Linked DNA regions of Homo sapiens: region 2 is linked to region 1. Evidence: read pairs that join two places in POLR2A ChIA-PET (ENCODE). Cell type or tissue: PC-9. All regions are shown on one strand. Each heading gives the region's core, and the rest is flanking DNA. Links, peaks and the distances in the headings are about the cores only.

Region 1 (7,616 bases), core at 1,783-6,782:
TTGAGATGGAGTTTTGCTCTTGTTGCGCAGGCTGGAGTGCAATGGCGCTATCTCAGCTTAGCGCAACCTCAGCCTCCCGAGTAGCTGGGATTACAGGCATGCGCCACCATGCCTAGCTAATTTTGTATTTTTAGTAGAGACGGGGTTTCTCCGTATTGGTCAGGCTGGTCTCCAACTCCCTATCTCAGGTGATCCGCGCGCCCTGGCCTCCCAAAGTGTTGGGATTACAGGCATGAGCCACTGCGCCCAGGCACATTTTTATTTATTTTTTTGAGACAGTCTTGCTCTGTCACCCAGGCTGGAGTGCAATGGCAAGCTCTCAGTTCACTGCAGCCTCTGCCTCCTGAGCGCAAGCGATTCTGCTGTCTCAGCCTCCCAAATAGCTGGGATTCCAGGCATGTGCCACCATGTCTGGCTAATTTTTGTATTTTTAGTAGAGATAGGGTTTCACCATGTTGGCCAGGCTGGTCTCAAACTCCTGACCTCAGGTGATCTGCACACCTTGACCTCCCCAAAGTGCTGGGATTATAGGCGTGAGCCACCATGGCTGGCTTGTCTGAGATTTTGGAGATGGGGGTCCATTTTTCTCTCCTTTATTTTTCCTTCTACTTTAAAAAAATGAATTGTTAGCCTGGGTGTGGTGGCTCATGCCTGTAATTCCAGTACGTTGAGAGGCTGAGGTGGGCGGATCACTTGAGGTCAGAAGTTCGAGATCAGCCTGGCCAACATGGTGAAACCCTGTCTCTACTAAAAATACAAAAATTAAGCGGTATGGTGGTGAGGCACCTGTAATCCCAGCTACTCAGGAGGCTGAGGAGGCAGGAGGAGAATTGCTTGAATCCGGGAGGCAGAGGTTGCAGTGAGCCAAGATCGCACCACTGCACTCCAGCCTGGGTGACAAAGCGAGATTCCATCTCAACAAACAAACAAACAAACAAAACCGAGTTGTTAACATTCATGGAATGAAAGGAGTCCACATATTATACATGTGTATGAGTACTTACCCAGATCCCGATACAGAACTTGCCCATCACCCCAGAAGTCTTCCTTGCCTCCCTTTCTGGCCAATGACCGCCCTCCTAAGGCACCATTCTTCTGATGCATTTAACCACAGGCCGGTTTTGCCTGTTCTGACATTATAAACAGGACTTATACAGTGTACTCTTTTGTGTCTGGCCTTTTTTCCACTCTACATGATGTTGGTTTATACTTGGAGTTCTTTCCTTCTTATTGCTATAGAGCAGCAGTTGGCCACCTTTTTCTGTGAAGGACCAGATAGTAAATATTTTCAGTTTTTACAGGTAGTAGGGTCTCTGTGACAGCTACTCAGCTCTCTTATTGTGGCATGAAAGCAGCCACAGACACTGCATAAATGAATAGGCATGGCTGTGTTCTAATAAGACTTTATTTGTGGCCTCTACATTTGGATTTTAGGTCAGGCTCATGCCTGTAATCCCAGCACTTTGGGAAGCTGAGGTGGGTAGATCACCTGAGGTCAGGAGTTCGAGACCAGCCTGACCAACATGGTGAAACCCCATCTCTACTAAAAATACAAAATAAGCTGGGCGTGGTGGGGTGTGCCTGTATTCCCAGCTACTCAGGAGGCTGAGGCAGGGGAATCGCTTGAACCTCCCCCGGGAGGTGGAGGTTGCAGTGAGCCCAGATGGTGCCATTGCACTCCAGCATGAGTGACAAGAGCAAAACTCCATTTCAAAAAAAATAAATAAATAAAATAAAAAATAAAATTTGGATTTCATATAGGTTTTTTTTTAAATTTGTTTGAGACAGGCTCTTGTTCTATTGCCCAAGCTGGTATGCACTGGCGTGAGCATAGCTCATTGCAGCCTCCAACTCCTGGGCTCAAGTGATCCTCCTACCGCAGCCTCCTGAGTAGCTGGGACTATGGGCATGTGCCACCATGCCCAGCTAATTTTTAAACAATTTTTTGTAGAGACTGAGTCTTGCTGTGTTGCTCAGATTGGTCTCAAACTCCAGGCCTCAAGCAACCCTCCTGCCTCGGCCTCCCAAAGTGTTGGGATTACAGGTGTGAGCCCCATCTAGTTTTTACATGTTACTTTGATAGTTTTCAATGTGAAAAAAAGTTAAAATGATTCTTAGCTTACAGGCCTTACAAAAACTGATGGCAGGCCAAATTTGGTCCACTGGCCATAATTTTTGCCCTACAAAATGGGCAGGTTGTGGTGGCTCCTAGGCTCAAGCGATCCTCCTTGCCTCAGCCTCCCAAAGTACAAAGTGAATTACAGGCATGAGCCACTACACCCTATTTTCCTTCTGATTATTCAGTTTTTGGCTACCACGAATAATGCTGCTATGAAGATTCTTCTGCTAATATCTTAGGGAACATTGTCATGAATTCTAAGGACTGGATTTTCTGGGTCACTGAGTCGACAAATGTTTAATTTTCATAGAAACTCCCAGTTTCTTGAACTGGTTGTTCATCTTACATAAAAGATGGGACAAATTTAAGTGGTTTCATTGTAGAATGAGTTTTCTTTCTTTCTTTTTTTTTTTTTTAGAGACAGAGTCTCACTCTGTCCCCCAGGTTGGAGTGCAGTGGCACAATCTTGGCTCACTGCAATCTCTGCCTCCCTCTGGGAGCCTCAGTTCCCTGCGCTAAAACACAGGGTTTATCACAGCACCTTCCTCTTGAGGCTGTTTCAAGGATTAGCTGGCTGCCTTCAGGATCTCCAACCCAGAGGTTCCCCTTCTAGGTGTGAAGCCCAGAGACACCCTTGCTCATGTGCACAAAAGACAGCAGGGGTGTAGGGCAGGGGACAAAGTACACAGCAGGGGACTGTTTAATACATGATGACGCTACAAGGCAGTGGATCGCCAAAACAGGAGTAATTCTTTTTTTTCTGAGACAGAGCCTCACTCTGTCACCCAGGCTAGAGTGCAGTGGCGCAGTCTCGGCTCACTGCAACCTCCGCCTTTCGGTGATCCTTCTGCCTCAGCCTCTCCAGTAGCTGGGATTACAGGTGCGCACCACCACATCTGGCTAAATTTTATGTTTTTATTAGAGATGGGGTTTCGCCATACTGCCAGGCTGGTCGTGAGCACCTGGCCTCAAGTGATCTGCGTGCCTCAGCCTCCCAAAATGCAGGGATTACAGGAGTGAGCCACCGCACCTGGCCCAAGTTTTCTTTTTTTAATAAACTGATTGAGAAGTGAACATCTTAGCTGCCACAGGGTGGCCGAATCAGAAAGTTAGGTTTGCTGTTAAATATGCTGGCTTAGAGAAGTACTGCTGAAAACACTGATCCCCCAGGTCCCTTAGAATCAGAGAGTCTGATTTAATTGTTCTGGGTGGACACAAGGAATTGGCATGTTTTAAAAGCTCCACCATTGATTCTTATGTGGCTCAAGTGTGGGTTTCAATACTTCCTCCTTTTAACATTGTGAAACGAGTAATTTTTCTTCCAACATTTTATTATGAAAAATTTCAAGCATAGAGAAAAGCTGAAAAAAAATTTTTTTTTTTTTTTGAGACAGGGTCTCACTTTGTCATCCAGGCTGGAGTGCAGTGGTGCAATCATAGCTCACTGCAGCCTCAACCTCCTGGCTCAAGCGATCCTCCTGCCTCAGGCTTCCAAATAGCTGGAACTACAGGTGTGCACCACCACTCCTGGCTAGTTTTTGTGTTTTTTGTAAAGACAGAGTTTTGCCACATTGCCCAGGCTGGCCTCGACCTCCTGGGCTCAGGCAATCCTCCCTCCTTGGCCTCCCAAAGTGCTGGGATTAGAGTGAGCCACTGCACCAGGCTTAAAATTTTTTTTTACAGTGTACATCTCTAACCATCCATCACTTCATCTTTTTTTCTTTTGAGATGGAGTCTCACTCTGTTGCCCAGGCTGGCGTACAGTGGCACAATCTTGGTTTACTGCAACCTCTGCCTCCTGGGTTCAAGCGATTCTCTTGCCTCAGCCTCCCGAGTAGCAGTAGCTGGATTTACAGGCGAGTGCCACCACACCCAGCTAATTGATTTTTAAAAGATTTTTAGTAGCGATGGGGTTTCACCATGTTGGCCAGGCTGGTCTCGAACTCCTGACCTCAAGTGATCCACCTGCCTTGACCTCCCAAAGTGCTAAGATTACAGGTTTGAGCTGCTGTGTCCGACCTATTCTTTTTTTTTTTTTTTTGGGTGGGGGTCTCGCTATGTTGTCCAGGCTGGTATTGAACCCTGGCTAAGGTGATCCTCCCGCCTCAGCCTCCCAAGTAGCTGGGCCTACAGACGTGCACCATCATGCCTTGCTGTAATTGTTCTATTTTATTATTAGTTATTATTGATTTATTAATGTGCCTAATTTATAAATTAAACTCTATCATAGGTGCGTATGTATAGGAAAAAGCATAGTGTGTAGGGTTCTGTACTATCTGCGGTTTTAGGCATCCACTCCGGGTCTTGAAATGTATCCCAGGCAGATAAGAGGTGTTTACTATAGTTTTGAGTAATGAAGGGAAAGAACTTGGGAACCAAATGGAAAAGAAGCTGAGAGCTTACTTGCCACCAGGGGGCAGTGTAGGCCGTGGGAACTCCAAGGCCAGCAAGCTGAATGCTTTACAGGATTCCTTCTGGGTTATGTTTCTTTGATGGGGGTAGTTTCAGGTTTAGCTGCTGCAGGCAACAGATGAAAGAAAAGCTCTGGGGATGTGTCACAGACATGATGCATCATGGAAGGGAAGAATGAATTTGTTGAAAGAATTTGGGGTTAGGCAGGCTGGGCTGTTGCGGAAATCACTCGACAAGTTTCAGGGACAATGAAGGCTGCTTTAGGTCAAGATGTTATATGTTCCCCACCCACAATTTCTTATTTTGAATTTTTTAAAATCTACATTGAAATAATAGTACAAAATATAACAATACACAAGCACAGGCCGGGCGCGGTGGCTCACGCCTGTAATCCTGGCACTTTGGGAAGCCGAGGTGTGCGGATCACCCGAGGTCAGGAGTTTGAGATCAGCCTGGCCAACATGATGAAACCCCGTCCCTACTAAAAATACAAAAATTAACCGGGCATGGTGGCACGCTCCTGTAATCCCAGCTACTCAGGAGGCTGAAGCATGAGAATCACTTGAACACCCAGGAGGTAGAGGTTGCAGTGAGACGAGATCGCACCACTGCACTCCAGCCTGGGCCACAGAGCAAGACTGTCTCAAAAAAAAAAAAAAAAAAAAAAAAAAAAAACAAGCACAAATTTCATCAGCCATCAGAGCAATTATGTCACTATAGGTCATGAAACTTTTAGAACCGCGCCCCTCTCCCCCAAATGTTTTTGGGGAATGCGAGTGAAAATGGGCAAAAAGTCCAAAAATCGTTTTGATTTTGCAGAATGTCAGGGTTCTCTAGGCTATACTTTGAGACTTCCTCTTTTACAAAACCTTTGTCACGTCTAACAAAATATGCAGTAACTTTTTTTTTTTTTTTTTTTTTTTGAGACAAGAGTCTCGCTCTGTCGCCCAGGCTGGAGTGCAGTGGTGCGATCTCGGCTCACTGCAAGCTCCGCCTCCCGGGTTCATGCCATTCTCCTGCCTCAGCCTCCCGAGTAGCTGGGACTACAGACGCCCACCACCACGCCCAGCTAATTTTTTTTTTTGTATTTTTAGTAGAGACGGGGTTTCACCATGTTAGCCAGGATGGTCTCGATCTCCTGACCTCGTGATCCGCCCGTCTCGGCCTCCCAAAGTACTGGGATTACAGGCGTGAGACACCACGCCCGGCCAATATGCAGTAACTTTATATCATTATTAAATATTCAGCTGTGTTCAGATGTCTCCAATTACCCGAGGAATAATTTTTACAGCTTTTTTTTTCTTTTTTCTTTCTTTTTTTGGTAGAGATAGGATCTCACCATGTTGCCCAGGCTGGTCTCAATCTCCTGGGCTCAAATGATCTTCCCCTCTCGGTGACTCAAAGTGCTGTAATTATAGGTGTGAGCCACGGTGCCCAGCCTACGGCTGTTTTTAGGAACCAGGATACAATTGAGCTTAGTGTTTGGCCATTATGTCTATTTAGTCTCTTTTGTGTGTGTGTTTGTGTTTTCTTTTTCCTTCTTTTCTTTTTGTTTTGTTTTCTTTTTTATTATTTATTTATTATTTTTTATTTATCAAAAATCTTTTTGGATCTAGAACAGTTTCATATCCTTTTGCCCCAGGATATTGACTTTTTTTTTTGAGACAGTCTCGCTCTGTCACCCAAGCTGAGGATATTGACTTTTGTTTTTTGTTTTTTTTTTTTGAGACGGAGTGTTGCTCTGTCACTCAGGCTGGAATGCAGTGGCATGATCTCTGCTCACTGTAACCTCTGCCTCCCAAGTTCAAGCAATTCTACTGCCTCAGCCTCCCCAGTAGCTGGGACTATAGGCATGTGCCACCACGCTTGGCATGCTTGGCTAATTTTTTTTTTTTTTTTGAGGCGGAGTCTCACTCTGTCACCCAGGGTGGAGTGCAGTGGCGTGATCTCAGCTCACTGCAGCCTCCGCTTCCTGGGTTCAAGCAATTCTCCTGCCTCAGCCTCCCGAGTAGCTGGGATTACAGACATCACCACCACGCCTGACTAATATTTGTATGTTTTGTGGAGATGGGGTTTCACCATGTTGGCGAGGCTGATCTTGAACTCCTGACCTCAGGTCATCCACCTGCCTTGGCCTCCCAAAGTGTCGCGATTAGGCGAGCCACCGTGCCTGGCTTCGGCTAATTTTTGTATTTTTAGTATGGATGGGGTTTCACCATGTTCACCAGTCTGGTCTCAAATTCCTGACCTCAAGTAATCTACCTGCCTCGGCCTCCCAAAGTGCTGGGATTACAGGCGTGAGCCACCGTGCCTGGCCGCATTTAATACATTTAACCTACTGAACATTATAGGTTAGCCTACTTTACCTTAAAGTGGTCAGAACATTTACATTAGCCTACAGTTGGGCAAACTCATCTAACACAAAGCCTTGTATTTTATACAAGAGTGTTGAATATCTCATGTAATTTATTGAATACTGAATTGAAAGTGAAAAACAGAATGGCTGTATGGGTGCATGGAATATGATTTCTATTGAAAGTGTATCACTTTTGGCTTGGTGCAGTGGCTCATGCCTGTAATCCCAGCACATTGAGAGGCTGAGATGGGAGGATTGCTTGAGGCCAGGAGTTCAAGACCAGGCTGGTCAACATAGTGAGAGCCCATCTTTACTGAAGAAAAAAAAAGACAAATGAAAAAAAGAAATAAAATGTATCACTTTCACATTATTGTAAAGTCAATAAATTGTTAGTCATCGGGCACATCACACCTGTAATCCCAACACTTTGGGAGGCTAGTGTGGGCAGATTGCTTGATGCCAGGAGTTCAAGACCAGCCTGGTCAACATGATGAAACCTCGTCTCTACTAAATAACAGTACAAAAATTAGCTAGACACAGTGATGCGTGCCTGTTATCCCAGCTACTCAGAAGGCTGAGACACAAGAATCACTTCAACCCAGGAGGCCGAGGTTGCAGTGAGCCGAGATCATGCCACTGCACTCCGCAGCCTGGGCGACAGAGAGAGACTCTATCTCAAAAAAAAAAAAAAAAAAGAAAAAAAGAAAGAAAAAAAAGCCAGGCATGGTG
Region 2 (7,616 bases), core at 1,231-6,230, 210 kb after region 1:
CGGTGCCGGGCTGTCTGCCTGTGGATTTCATTTCTGCCTTTTAGTTTTTACTTCTTCTTTCTTTTGGAAGTAGAAATTGGGCATAAGACAATATGAGGGGTGGTCTCTTCCCTTAACAGGTTAGCCCAAGAGGGTTCTTAACCTCACTAAATTTGCTAACTATGGCAAAATTTCCCCTGGTGTCTGGCCAAAAGAAAGAAACTGAAGGAGGTTACAGATTCCCCCAATCCAAATAAAATTGAAGACTCCAGGGGAGATTGTAAGGAATAAATAGTATCCTATCTCCTTGGAAGGGCAGATAGGGTTGAAGCCCGTAATAGACTTACAAAAGATGGGCTCCTCAAGCCTTGCATGTCTCCCTATAATACTCCCATTTTACCTGTCAAGAAACCTAACAGGTCATACTGATTAGTGCAAGATCTTAAAGCTGTTAATGAAATAGTGCAGACTCCTCACCCAATCATGCCAAATCCCTACACTATTCTTTTCTTATTTTGAGACAGAGTCTCACTGTGTCACCAGGCTGGAGTGTAGTGGTGCAATCTTGGCTCACTGCAACCTCCGCCTCCCAGGTTCCAGTGATTCTCCTGCCTCAGCCTCCTGAATAGCTGGGATTACAGGCACCCACCACCATGCCCAGCTAATTTTTGTATTTTTAGTAGAGACGGGGTTTCACCAAGTGGCCAGGATGTTCTCAATCTCTTGACCTCATGATCTGCCCGCCTCGGCCTCCCAAAGTGCTGGGATTACAGGCATGAGCCATTGCGCCTGGCCCATCCCTACACTATTCTAAGTAAAATTCCATATAGTAATCAGTAGTTCACTGTCTTAAATTTAGAGGATGACTTCTGGGCATGTCTTTTAGTGGAAAACAGCCTGACCTGTTTGCCTTTGAGTGGGAGGACCCCCACAGTGGGCAGAAGCAACAATACAGATGGACAGTTCTGTATCAAGGGTTTGCAGATTCACCAAACCCTTTTAGTCATGCCTTAGAGAAAGTCATAGAGAGGGCTGCTATCCCAAAACAGCTATGTTTACTTAACACATGGATGATATTCTTATACCTGGAGAGGATATAGAGAAAGTAAATAAGTACACCATCTATTTTCTAAATCATTTATACACTGAAGGGCTACGAGTCTCAAAAGAGAAGCTCCAATATGTAGAACCAGAAGTCAAATACATGGGCCATTTAGCACCAGCAAAAGAAGAATTGGTCCTGAGCGAGTAGAAGGAATTCTGTCCCTGCCACTGCCCTGGATCAAACAAGAACTTAAAAAGTTTGTAGGATTAATTAGATACTGCCGATTATGGATCGACTCCTATGCATTAAGAAGTAAATTATTATATGAAAAGTTAGCTAATAAGGGGCCTGACCCCCTTATGTGGTCCTCTAAAGAAGTAGATCAAATTAATAAACTGAAGCATAGACTAATGTCTGCTCCAGTTTTAGCTCTGCCTTCTCTTAAGAAGCCCTTCCACCTTTTTGTTAATGTAAGCAATGGAGTAGCCTTAGGGGTGCTCACTCAAGAACACGGAGGCCGGTGACAACCAGTAGCTTTTCTGTCTAAGATTTTAAATCCTGTTGCCAGTGGGTGGCCCCAGTATATTCAATCTATTGCAACCACAGCCATATTAGTAGAAAAAAGTAGAAAAATAACCTTTGGGGGGTATTTGACCGTGAGCACATCTCATCAAGTCAAGACCATTTTGAGCCAAAAAGCAGGAAGCTGGCCCACTGATTCCAGAATTTTAAAATATAAGGCTATTCTGTTAAAAAAAAAAGGATGATTTAAATGACTTAACCATAACAACAGATAACTCACTCAACCCTGCAGGGTTCTTGACGGGAAATCCGTTGCTACAGACAGAACACTTGTGCCTCAACTTAATTGACTACCATACAAAAGTCCAGCCAGATTTAGCTGAGGCCTCTATAGATCGGGGCAACACCTATTCATAGACAAGTCCCCCTGGGTGTTTAATGGGGAATAACACAGTGGATATGCAGTAGTAGATAGAGAGACACTCGAAGAAATTAAATCAGGATGGTTACCCAATAGCTATTCTGCTCAAGCTTGTAAATTATTTGCCTTCAGTCAGGCCTTAAAATATTTAAAGGATCAGATAGAAACTATCTACACAGATTCTAAGTATGCCTTTAGGGTAGCACACACATTTGGGAAGATTTAGGCTGAACAAGGTCTTATAAATAGTAGGGGCCAAGAACTTGCTCATAAGTCATTAGTCATGTCTTAGATAATCTCCAGCTACTAAAGTAGATAGCCATCATGCACATTCCTGGACATCAACATGATTTTTCCCTTAAGAGCCGAAGGAATAACCTTGCAGATCAGATGGCCAAAAAGGCTGCAGTCTTAGATATGCCCATTTTTCATTTAACTCCCCACCTTCCTTCTCCTACTGTTGTGCCTATCTTCTCCCTGGCTGGGAAAGAAAAATTAGTTGAAATCCCAAAGCAAAAAAAAAAAAAAATTCATAAGAAAGCTGCATACTTCCAGATCAAAGAGAGATGCTATCTAAACCCTTTATGAGGGAAGTATTATCCCATTTACATCAAGGGACTCACTGGGGTCCCCAGGCCCTATGTGACATGATTCTCAGAGTCTTTAGGTGTATTGGCATTTATATTCTAGACAGGCAGATCACAAATGGCTGTCTCATCTGTAAGAAAGCTGACAAACAAGCTGAAAGGAAATTGCCTTTCGGAGGAAGAACTCCGGAGTTAAGACCATTCCAAAACGTCCAAGTCGATTATACTAAAATGCCACCCATTAGTCGGCTAAAACACCTGCTAGTAATAATTAATTACCTTAACCACTGGGTAGAAGCCATCCCCTTTTCGAGGCAACTGCCAATAATGTGGTAAAACCATTAATTGAGCATATTATACCCAAGTTTGGAATAATAGAAAATATTGACTCAAACAATGAAACCCATTTTGCTGCACATATTATTAAAAAGCTGGCCCAAGTGCTAGACATAAAATGGGAATATCATATTCCCTGGCATCCCTTATCCTCCGGACAAGTAGAAAGAATAAATCAAACCCTTAAGAATCATCTGACTAAATTAATTCTAGAAACTCATTTACCATGGACCAAATGTCTTCCCATTGCCTTATTAAGGATCAGGACAGCTCCCCAAAAGGATACAGGCCTGTCTCCATATAAAATGTTATATGGATTGCCTTATTTACATTCCTCAGCTAATGTTCCTATGTTTGAAACTAAGGATCAGTTCCTCAGAAATTATATACTTGGTCTCTCCGCTACCTTTTCTTCTCTTAAGATAAAAGATCTCTTAGCACAGACACCACCGCTAGAATTTCTAGCTCACCAGCACTAACCCAGGGACCATGTTCTCATCAGAGGGTAAAAAGAAGGGAAACTTGTGCCCGCCTGGGAAGGCCCTTATCCTGTACAGTTGACCACCAAGACTGCCATCCGCACAGCCAAGAGAAGATGGACCCACCATACTTAAGTCAAGAAATCATCTTCCTCATCAGAATCATAGGTTAGTGTACCGGGATCAAGCCTTAACAAGTTAAAGTTAAAAAAAACCAAAAGCTTAATTTCCATATCCCTTCTATATTGCTTCCTTTCCTTTCCTTATTCTGTTACTAGCTCCTTTTGTTATTAACATAACTAAGTCTGACTCATCTCAGACCATTGCCTTTAATGCATGCTCTGTCATACCTTGTAAAGATGTGAAGGATCAATGACAGCTAGCTTTTTCACACAAATATTTATGCTCCGGCCCTCTAGTTGACATAGTTCCTCCTAGCACTCATGGTTGTGAATACCTGCAGCCGAGACACCAATTTTCTGCTCCTATAGCCTGGCAACCTTGTAGTAGCTGGGACTACATCCTATGGACTACTCAGGTGCAAGGTTGGACTTCCACGGAAGAGGTTTGTGCAGATCTAAAACCCCTCACTAAAGGGACTACGCCTTCTAATTGCCAGCCTTATCAGTGTAACACTGTCCTTCTCTCTATCACCACCTCCACCTTAACTGACTCTAAACCTACTCTTAGTTGCTTCTATGGTATGGGGATCGACCTAAATGGGAAACACCCCCTATGCATTTTTTAGATATGCATTATTCCCCATCTTCCCCTTCTTCAGTAGCCTCAGTTTTAGATCCCATCCCACTTACTCCTACACCTATAATAAAACTACGGTGTCTATTGCAAAGGTGAAAGATCTAAAACAAACCTTAGCCATTAAGACAATGTATCAAAATGCAAATGCCCGGCTGGAATGGATTAAATATTCCATCTGCACTTTAAATAACAGTGATTGTTATGCTTGTGCACAGACGCCCAGATTGTCCCCTTTCCACTCGGATGGTCTCCTCATCAACCAGGTATGGACCATATGGTCACACACAGCTGTGACCATCAGTCATTGTGAGGAGGATTCTACCACAGGCTAAATCCTACCAAAATCCCACTGCTTGGGATAATCCATCATGCTGAGCTCTCTCTCTGCTGTTTCCTAAAGCTTGACACCCTGTGGGTCAGCCCCCAAGGGCAATCCAGCTTCCACCTCTAAATGCCAAGTTTAGTTCGTGCCTCCCATGGCAAGTGGAGAATTTGGTGTTCCTTGGAAGCATAAAAGGATGCAAGAAGCTCAAGCCTTTCCAGGAGCTTGCCCATCAGTCTGTGCTTAGCCACCCCTGAGCAAATGTATGCTAGTACTGTGAAGGACCTTTACTGGACACTCTGCCAGATAATTGGAGGAGTATTTATGCTCTAATCCAATTGGCTATCCCTTTCACCCTGGCATTTTATCAGCCTTAAAAAAAAAAAAAGTAAAAACAAAACACTGCAGGCCCAAAGAAACTCTTTATAAATCCTTTAATCCTCAGGTTTACATAAACACTATTGGGGTCCCGCAAGAAGTGCCAGATAAATTTAAAGCACGAAATCAAATAGCTGTGAGATTTAAATCTTTGTTGTTCTGGTGGGTAACTATAAATAAAAATGTTTTCAAAGCTTTATACAAAAACTTGTCCCTGCTACTCTCACAAAATTGTTTCCTAACTCTCCACCATATTCAAAAAGATTACTTCTCTTAAAAGGACAAACAGAGCAATTAAGTCAAAACATATTAAACAAGTTTGAAGAGTAATTATAAAATAAAAGAGGGGAGAATTGTAGAGAATGAAATAAATAGAGGTCCTCTTCAAAGGGATTTTCCTCCCAGTCTAATTGAAAATAAATAGTAACCTCTCTTAAAAGCACAATTTTCTCAAAGACCTGTGCTAATATTCTTAAATTCTGCCAGCCATAATAAAGAAATCAATATACTCTGTGTTCTTAGACCCCACATTTTAGCTTAGATATTTGCCCTGATATGCCTGAACCAGTCCAAGCAAGCATTAGGTCAGGCTTATTCCTTTCCCTACTTGAAAATGTTTTTGCCTCTCTCAGCATTCCACAAGTTAATTCCTCTCTTCCTTTATTCTCTGCCTTTGCCTCTTTGGGAAAGTTCTAAGTTGCTAGCCAATCAAGTCAAGTACAAATTGGGAGGTCCGTTCCAGCCAATAGAAGCTGGACATAGCAGTAGGGTGGACGGGTCAGGTTATAAATGACCCTGTCTCCTTTGTTTGTGTGTGCTGTCATGGCAAGACTGCTAGCGAGTGACACCCTTTCTGCAGAAAGTAAACTAGCCTTTCTGAGAGATCCTTTGTCTCAGTGTTTATCTTTATGACACTGAGCACCCGTTCTCAACATCAGGAAGCATGTTCCCTGGACACTCTGTGTGAGCATTCAAGACCCTCCATTAAGTTTCCACACACGGCTGTGACCATCAGTCATTGTGAGGAGGATCTTATCACAGGCAAGACAATCAGCTACAGAGAGAAACCAAAAGTTGGAGGTGCTGGTTGCTGACATGGAGCAGAGTCCCTGTAGTTCACAGATCCAGCTAAATTAAAAGTGCCACCCCCCTTTTGATCCAGGCACCCCTGAGAAATAGCCTTTTCCTAAGGACTCCTCCATGGTGACACAACAGCGTCCCTCATTGTCAAGCTTCCATAGCGGGCAGCAACCTGGTCAGAACCCATCCCAGCTTCACCCTTCCTCCCTCCCATGGAGCTGGCCTCAGGGCTGAGAAAAAAAAAGGCAGAGGCCAGTGAGGCCAGAGATGGTGAGAGAGCAGCAACGCAAGGACAGCTGCCTGGAACAGGAGCAGGTGGGGCCACAGGGAGAAGGTGGTGCAAGAAGGAAAACCCAGGAATGGGCAGAAGAGCAGAGGAGAACCCAGGCTCTGTGGAGCTGCAACCTAGAATGAGACTGAATGTGAAGTTATCTCACCAGGGAAGGTCAGGCCTCATGAACAGGAGGGGAAGGAGCTCCCACCTTTCCTGCTCCAGACAGAATGTGCCCCCTCAAAATTGTTAAAGCCCTCATCCTTAATGTGATGAAATTTGGAGGTGGCATTTTTGGGAGATAATTACAGTAAGACTAAGTCATAAAAGTGGAGGCTTCATGATAGAGTTAATGACCTTATAAATAGAAGAAAACATGGGAGAAGGGTCTCTACCTCTTTCTGTCTCTCCACCCACCTTCAAGCCTGCACCATGTGCAGATACAGCAAGAGAGCAGGAATCTGCAAGGAAGCCCTCACCAGGACTGAATCAGCTGGAACCTTGAACTTGGACTTCCCAGGCTCCAGAACTATGAGAAATAGATTTCTAAATTTTAAGTCACCCAGACTAAGGTGTTTGTTACAGCAGCTGAAGCCCATGAAAACATCATCTGACACACTGTTTTGAATAAAACTCTTCCATTTCTCCATCAAATCACCTGACAGTGCCTGTCCCCAGCAGCACCAGAGACCCCAAGAAAAGAGCTCCAGCAGGGGCTCAACCAGCATGGGTCCCATGGGGCAGCCTCAATGTCAGGCACCAGATGGCAGGTGAGGCTATAGTGATACAACCACAATGTGAAAGTACAAATTTTTTTTTTGCTATTTACAGACTCTGAGGAGCACATGGCACACCTAGAGATAATAGACACAGAGGTCAAGGAGTCCAGGCAGAGAGGAAAGTAGGGACCTGTAGGCCAATGGCTTTAGTGGGTCCAAGGCGTTAGCTGAGGTTTCCAGCAGAAAGCTTTAATGGGTGAGTTTAAAGCAAGCAAACACTGGGGCCAGGTGACCACGCTGTGACTGAGAGGTGGTCACTTTAAATTTCAGGGCAAATTTCACAACCGTCAGTTTAAAGGAAGCAGCTGGGTAGAGGGGGAGCCCAGCACACTAAGCAGGAGAGATGCCTCTAAGATTTTATCTCTGGCCACCAACTGCAGCCATTTGGCCAGGTACAGTATTGGGAACTGTCACGGTGACCAAGCCCTGCCTCTGATATAAAGCAGGTAAACTTACACCTTAATAAATGAATGCCAAGGCAACATGAAATTACGAGCACTGGTGACATCCACGGACACCAACAGTGTGTGGTGTTGAGCCCTAAGGTCAGGGTCCTGCATTCTTGGTCCCCTGGGAGTGAGAAACAAAGATGACTTGTCCCTGCTCCCTCTCTGCTCCTCTGTCATTGATCTTCCTGCCCTGCACCTCCCTCTTCTGC

Evidence for each region. ChIA-PET counts read pairs that join two places held together with the same protein. Peaks named below come from ENCODE experiments on the same cell type or tissue, not always from the same donor. Only the 100,000 strongest peaks of a DNase experiment are listed, where the experiment ranks them.
Region 2: POLR2A ChIA-PET joins it to region 1 with 6 read pairs; 2 of 35 experiments call an interaction of 5 or more read pairs at or near these places.

The regions. Positions count from the first base shown.
Region 1 is chr19:43,516,590-43,524,205 of GRCh38, reverse strand. The region is part of intron 3 of ETHE1 (ETHE1 persulfide dioxygenase); the gene reads left to right. Among named protein-coding and RNA genes, the nearest start is that of ETHE1, 6.8 kb to the left of the region's middle. In PC-9, for the core only: CTCF peaks have their summits at 4,345 and 4,548 (motif pointing right); DNase peaks (open chromatin) are centred at 4,625, 5,955 and 6,225; H3K27ac peaks cover 3,020 bases.
Region 2 is chr19:43,306,511-43,314,126 of GRCh38, reverse strand. No RefSeq gene overlaps it. Among named protein-coding and RNA genes, the nearest start is that of LINC03078, 21 kb to the left of the region's middle. In PC-9, for the core only: no CTCF peak of the experiment used is centred there; no DNase peak of the experiment used is centred there.